Regions from separate parts of the Mus musculus genome. Here region 1 is linked to region 2. A link is a loop called in an ENCODE intact Hi-C map of the cell type or tissue named here. Cell type or tissue: left cerebral cortex. All regions are shown on one strand. Each heading gives the region's core, and the rest is flanking DNA. Links, peaks and the distances in the headings are about the cores only. Region 1 holds the start of Nova1 (NOVA alternative splicing regulator 1). Region 2 has its middle 180 kb from the start of Nova1.

Evidence for each region. Hi-C counts contacts between places; a loop is a spot of excess contacts. Peaks named below come from ENCODE experiments on the same cell type or tissue, not always from the same donor. Only the 100,000 strongest peaks of a DNase experiment are listed, where the experiment ranks them.
Region 1: it touches region 2 in a loop (3-fold over the local background); 4 of 42 quality-filtered maps call a loop at or near these places.

Annotation. Positions count from the first base shown.
Region 1 is chr12:46,817,424-46,820,328 of GRCm38, reverse strand. It overlaps Nova1 (NOVA alternative splicing regulator 1), which reads left to right and starts at 1,562. Exons shown (of 5, transcript NM_021361.2): 1 at 1,562-1,713. The coding sequence starts at 1,578. In left cerebral cortex, for the core only: a CTCF peak has its summit at 1,618; DNase peaks (open chromatin) are centred at 778, 1,302, 1,597 and 1,977; H3K4me3 peaks cover 2,342 bases; H3K27ac peaks cover 2,047 bases.
Region 2 is chr12:46,633,697-46,636,601 of GRCm38, reverse strand. No RefSeq gene overlaps it. Among named protein-coding and RNA genes, the nearest start is that of Nova1, 180 kb to the left of the region's middle. In left cerebral cortex, for the core only: a CTCF peak has its summit at 1,415 (motif pointing left); DNase peaks (open chromatin) are centred at 1,003 and 1,431.

The DNA of each region.
Region 1 (2,905 bases), core at 224-2,723, 180 kb before region 2:
ATGGATAGTATGTAAAGTGGTAAACATTTAATGACTGACATAAGGGCTTTTTCCATGACACACTGTCAGAACAGCTTGATTGGGTTTGAAATCAGTTTTTCAGACTTTGGCTTTTCCACTAACCCGGATTCCTAGCATCAGGACTTAAAATACTAACTTGATGCATGACCTTGAACAAAATACCCTGAGTCACTTTCCTTATCTACAGAAGGACTGGACTAGATAACCTCTAGGGTCTTTTATAATGCTAGCTTAGCCACACTTCCCGCATCCCCCTCCCGCCCCCTCCAGTGTGGAAGGGCTGAGGATCAGGATCCTGAAACCGCCCGAAGCTATGTAAGTCGTGGGTGCCCAGATGCCTTCATCTGTGTTTCGTGCAGTGTGTGAAGCTGCGTACACCCTCAGCTGTTGCCTCTTCAGTTTGCCTCCCGGGTCCCTGTGGAGACCACATATCGCTTTATTTATTTATATCCTGGCTTGCTCCCGAAAGCACATAAGGCGCCAAGACACAGTAAGTCCCCGACAGTGTCACACGGTGCGAGAAAGAAATCCTCTGATGACATCTCCTTTAGAAAACCGCCTCCCAGAGATGCTAATGAATGCCTTTTGCCGAACTCTCCGGGTCCCAGCTGGGTTTCTGGTCTCCTGCCTGAGCCGTCCACCCCTCCCCGCGGTCACTCAGACGCCCTTCCCGGACTAGCCCAAACTGTCACCACCAAGTCCCAGCTGGACCAGGATCCCGCCCGGCTCCCTCGCTCGGCTGTCATTGGCTGCTGCTGCCGTCACTCCCCGCACGGCTCCGCCTCCCCGCCTAGCGCGTTTTGTGGACCCCTGGGTTTCCGCGGCAAGCCGCTGACGTTTGCCTGAGCGGCGTTGCCTGGGCCCCGCGACCTTTCACCCCGCCTCCCCGCGGGAGCGCCCCGGCCCGCTCCGCGCCCCCGCCAAGCCCGCGCGCCCCCGCCAAGCCCGCGCGCGCCCGCCGCCCCGCAGGCGGAGACTCCGGCGCGGAGGCCGGCCCCGCGCGGCGCGTGTGGGAGTCGCGGCCCCTCGCGGCCCCCGCCCGCCGCCCCCCACGCGCGGGAGACACGATGAGCGCGGGCGGGCGGCAGCGGCGCGGAGCAGCGCAGGCGGCACACGCGCCCAGGCAGCGGCGGCGGCGGCAGCAGCGGGAGCGAGCGCCGCGTTAGCCGGGTCCGCCGCTCCGGCCGCCCGCGGCCGCTCCTCCTCCCGCTCATTCACTCGCCCTCCTCCCGGCCGCCCGCGCCTCCTCCGCTCATTCACTCCCGCTCTGCCCGCCGCTTTCTTCTCCTTCTTCACCCTCCGGCTCCCACACCCCCTCCATTCCCGCTCCTAGCCGACACTGCACTGCAGCTGCTCCGCGCCCTGCCCCCTCCCCAGTGAGCACATCAGCCACACTGCTCGCCGCCTCAGACTGCTATTGATCCGATTAAAGAAAAAAAAAAAAAAAAAAAGAAAAAAAAAAAAAAAACCTTAGCAACCCCAAACGAGAAAAAAAAAAAAAAAAGCCAAAACAAAAGGGAGCCGCTTCTCCCGGTGCAGCGGCAGGAACTGCAAGCATGATGGCGGCAGCTCCCATTCAGCAGAACGGGACCCATACGGGGGTTCCCATAGATCTGGACCCGCCGGACTCGCGGAAAAGGCCGCTTGAAGCGCCCCCTGAAGCCGGCAGCACCAAGAGGACCAACACGGGCGGTGGGTATCGCTTCCGCCTCCCGCCCCGTCCCCGCCGCCCTCCCGCGCCGTGGCCGCTGCCGCCGGCCGTCCCGCGCCCCCTCCCCTGCACCTGCCCCGGCCCCGTCTCATCAAGATGGCGACCCGGGGTTCTGAGCCGACCCGCTCGCCCCAGCCGGTGCTGGCCCCGGCGACAGGGTCCGCTCCCAGGGCCGCCCCCCGCGAGAGGTGATGGCCGCCTGAAGATGCGCGCTGCATTTAACAGTCTGATCAAATAAATAAATAAATGGCACTTGGGTAGCGGCTTGCAGATGCTGGGGGCACCGGAGACTTTTGCCTCTGTTCATCCCCTTGCTCTGGGCCACAAGTAGTATGCAAAATCTTGATGAGTGCATGCCCTGAGCGCACTTACATGGTCGGTACAAATATCGCATTGATTTGTCTTCAAGGGTATGCATACGAGGGGGGTGTCTGGTACGGTGACTTGTTAGTTAACATCCTGCGCTTCCTCGGAAGATGAGTTATAACGGGACCGCTATCGCTTCTTCATTTGCACTGGAGTCATCTTAACAATGCATCCAATGCATCGAAGCAGAGGTGAATTTATCTCCAGCATATACATTAGAAATGGATGGGGGTCTTGTGAGTGGCACATCGCAAAAAATTCGGAATACTCGTTCCCAGTAAAGAGCTGGATTTACCGCGAAGTTTCCTATTTAAGACGTGATCAGGTTGACGGAAACTAAAGTTTATGGAGTTGGCTTTATTTTCTGAAACATTTCATTTTTCTTTTTTTTTTTTCACGGCTCATCGAACCTCCCCCCGCCCCCGTCTCCGTTTTATGGTTCTTTTGGAGATGGAGCGTTATCTATTTGGTGACTTTGGAGTGTATTTAGAATAAATAACTCGTAAGCTTTTTAGTATTGGCAAGATTCTTCTTAAGGTCTTTTAATTAATGAGCTTAGCCGAGATCATAGTAGACTTAGAAGTGCCGCGGAAATACATCGGGATTACTTAGATTCTCAGTCCACCACATTGACGCTTTTTTTCCCCTTGGCAGTTTCTCACGGCTTGGAATACTCCCTACAGTTTGGGTGGACTATTTTGCAGGAAGATGGTTGTTTTGTATACTTAAAGTCGGATATAGCCAGTGATTAATTGCAGTCTTTTATGTTTGCTATGACAGACAAATTTAGCGGATCACTACTTACAG
Region 2 (2,905 bases), core at 238-2,737:
CCAGGGTTCATTTCCCACATGGCAGATGTTACAACCATCTGCAACTCATGTTCCCAGGGATCCAACATACCCTTCTGACCTCGTTGCGCAACAGCTATGCACCTGGCACACATAAATACATGTGAGCAAACACACATATAAAGTGAAAATGAAGTCTTATTTTAGCAATAAACTCAGTTATGTCTGTATGTCCTATGGCATCATGCCTTTTTGTTGTTTCCTGGGGCTCAATGTATTTGAATACAAAGCACTATACCAAATCTCAAGCAGTTGATCACTATGAGAAAAAAGAAAGCAAGAAAGATGGTCATCGAGTCCTGGTGTTTGCTTGTTTGTTTTGCTTTGCTTTGTTTTTAAATAGCTGGATTCGAGTTGGTGCTCCTGTTTGAGAAGGACCTGTGTAGCAGTGTTGTTGCTATAGTCCCACCTGATAGATTTCCTCTGAAACATCTCTCATCTGCTTGTCCTTGCAAGGAGACTCTCATACCTTGCGTGGTTTATCTGAATGTTCAGGGAGAAGCCTGCACGGTAGCAGCAAACGTCTTCTGTTTCTTATTTCCTAGAAGATTAGGTGAGGCAGCAAAGGTCACTCCCATTATGCCAGTCTTCAAGAAAACTGCGAAATTAAGAATGATCAAGTTCCTTCAAGCAGGACTTTGGGGACTGTCATTTTTAACCTGAGTTGAAAACACAAGGGTTTGGAGACCTTTTTGGTAACCTTTTAAACTGAAGTCAAAAGGTTCAAAAAGAATGGAAAGTCTATGAAATATATACTAAAGACAGAAACCACAGCGAGAAAAGCAAGTAATATGTGATTTGGGGTAGATGCTTTTGACATGTTCATTGATCTCCATGACTTGCAGAGTGCTGATAGCTCTCTGGCCTCAGGGTGAGGCGGCTTGCCAGCTTCCAGATCAAAGGCACGCCTAGGTGCTGAATCCCTGGCGTGCTACCAAGCAAAAGTGCCTGGGGCCACATTTGCTAATTACAGGTTGTGTTCTGCTGTTTCCAAACAGGGTGAAAGCGACAGAAGTTGAACTGTGAATAATTACACACTTGAATAAGTATGTGATTAGCATTATTTGTTGTGGTTGGGTCTGGAGTGATGGGACAAGAATGGAGTGATTGCATTATTTACAGCTTAATTGTAGACAAGTAATTACTTATGTACACGCCTGGTGTGGGGTCAGAGAGGACTCTAGAAAGAATGCAGATGATCTGAAATCCAACTTTCCAAGCCTGTCACTTGTGCTCACTCCCTTACAGCATGATAAAGAGAATCCACTGTGCAGTTCTTGAATGAAATGCGTTGGAATGTTAAATGTCTTGTTCAGTCTAAGCAAAGAAGCAGCAGAGGTTCTTTTTTTTTTTTTTTAAGCTTCTGCCTGGAAAGCAATAAATCACAAATGCCACCTAGTGGTCCTCAGTATCCACTGGTTGCAATATCCTACCATACAGTCCTAGTTCAGTTCAGCTGAGGATTTGTCAAGTGGGGGAGGGGAAGTCTTCTAGTTGTGGTACTTGAGTTGAATGGAGCAGAAATAAAAATTCATCTTCTGTCCTCAGACCTTCCCCTTACTTCTGCCTCCCTCCCTCTTTATGCAGTCTTACCAGGGAATCACAGTCTCAAGGATGCCTACTTTACAGGCTGGTTAGAATGTTACTCAAATCTCTTAGTTCTTTTTTGTGTCTTCTAAGAGACTGAAATTCCTGGTGAGAAGGCCAACAGACTTGCTTAGGAACAGGCTCCTGGCTGCCACTTCTCATCCACCAGGTGGTTGAAACCCACGTTCCTAATTACTGCTCTCCTTGTTTCAAGTGTTCCTGTCTGGATTTGCATCCTGAGAAACCCTATTGCCACCAATTCTCCTAGAGAGTGAGCTCCTTTGATTGGGAAGGGAAAGGTAGAGAAAATAAATTGCTTGTTAAGCCTTCTTTAGTTTCACACCGCCACTCCCATGAGCATGTTTTTATGATTTCATTAAATAATAAATAAACAAGTGCATGTTCTACAGCCCTGAACTTTGTACAAGGAAAATTCCTCGAACAGGGCCCAGAAAATAAGTCTGTAAAGCAGATCACATTCGTGGAGATGTAAGCAGGCCCTTTGTGTGGCTCTGTGCAAATGCAGCCTTCTGCAAGAGTTGGAACCCCTGCTTCTCTCTCCAGGACACCAGGAAAAACAGTAGCTGAGATGGTCCTGGTGGCCCAGGCTTAAGTAGGAGTTGGCTGCTTTCTACTTGACAGGATTCTGATTTTATACAGGGTTGACGTTGTCTCTTCCTGTTTAGGGCCCTTTCACTCTGCATTGAGCATTTTCAGAAAAAAACAAAAAAAACAAAAAACAAAAACAAAAACAAAACATCTATTCTACTTCTTTGCAGGGCATTCTCCTGCAAATAGCTGATCCTACTCCACCCTGGGCAACGTTCCTTTTGGCCAGGTTTTTTCATCCAACTCTTAGCGACCACTATCCTTCAAAATATATTCACTGATGTCAACCTCTTCTTTTTTTCTGATTCCACCGTTTATTGTTATGCTACAAGAACTCTTTCCCTCAGTTAGAACTATCCATCCTTGAGTTATATTTCTTTCTTTTGTTTTTTTTTTTAAACACATATCTTGCCCTTACTTCTGCAGCCACCTGAGAGATTCTGAGGCTTCCAATGTGACCTTGCGTGACAGGAAGGGCCCGATTCTCAGGAACACTATTGGAATAAAAACACCTTTTTGTTGTTTTTGGTTGTGTTTCAAAATTAGAGGCACCCTGGCCCTCTGGGCAGAGATATCACCAAGGTTCTCATTCTGACTTGTGATTGCTTTCTCCTTCTGTAAAGCTTTTCTATTAAATACCTACTGATGACAACCTAGCCATCTGAGTCTAAGCAAACAGAGTACCGCTGGG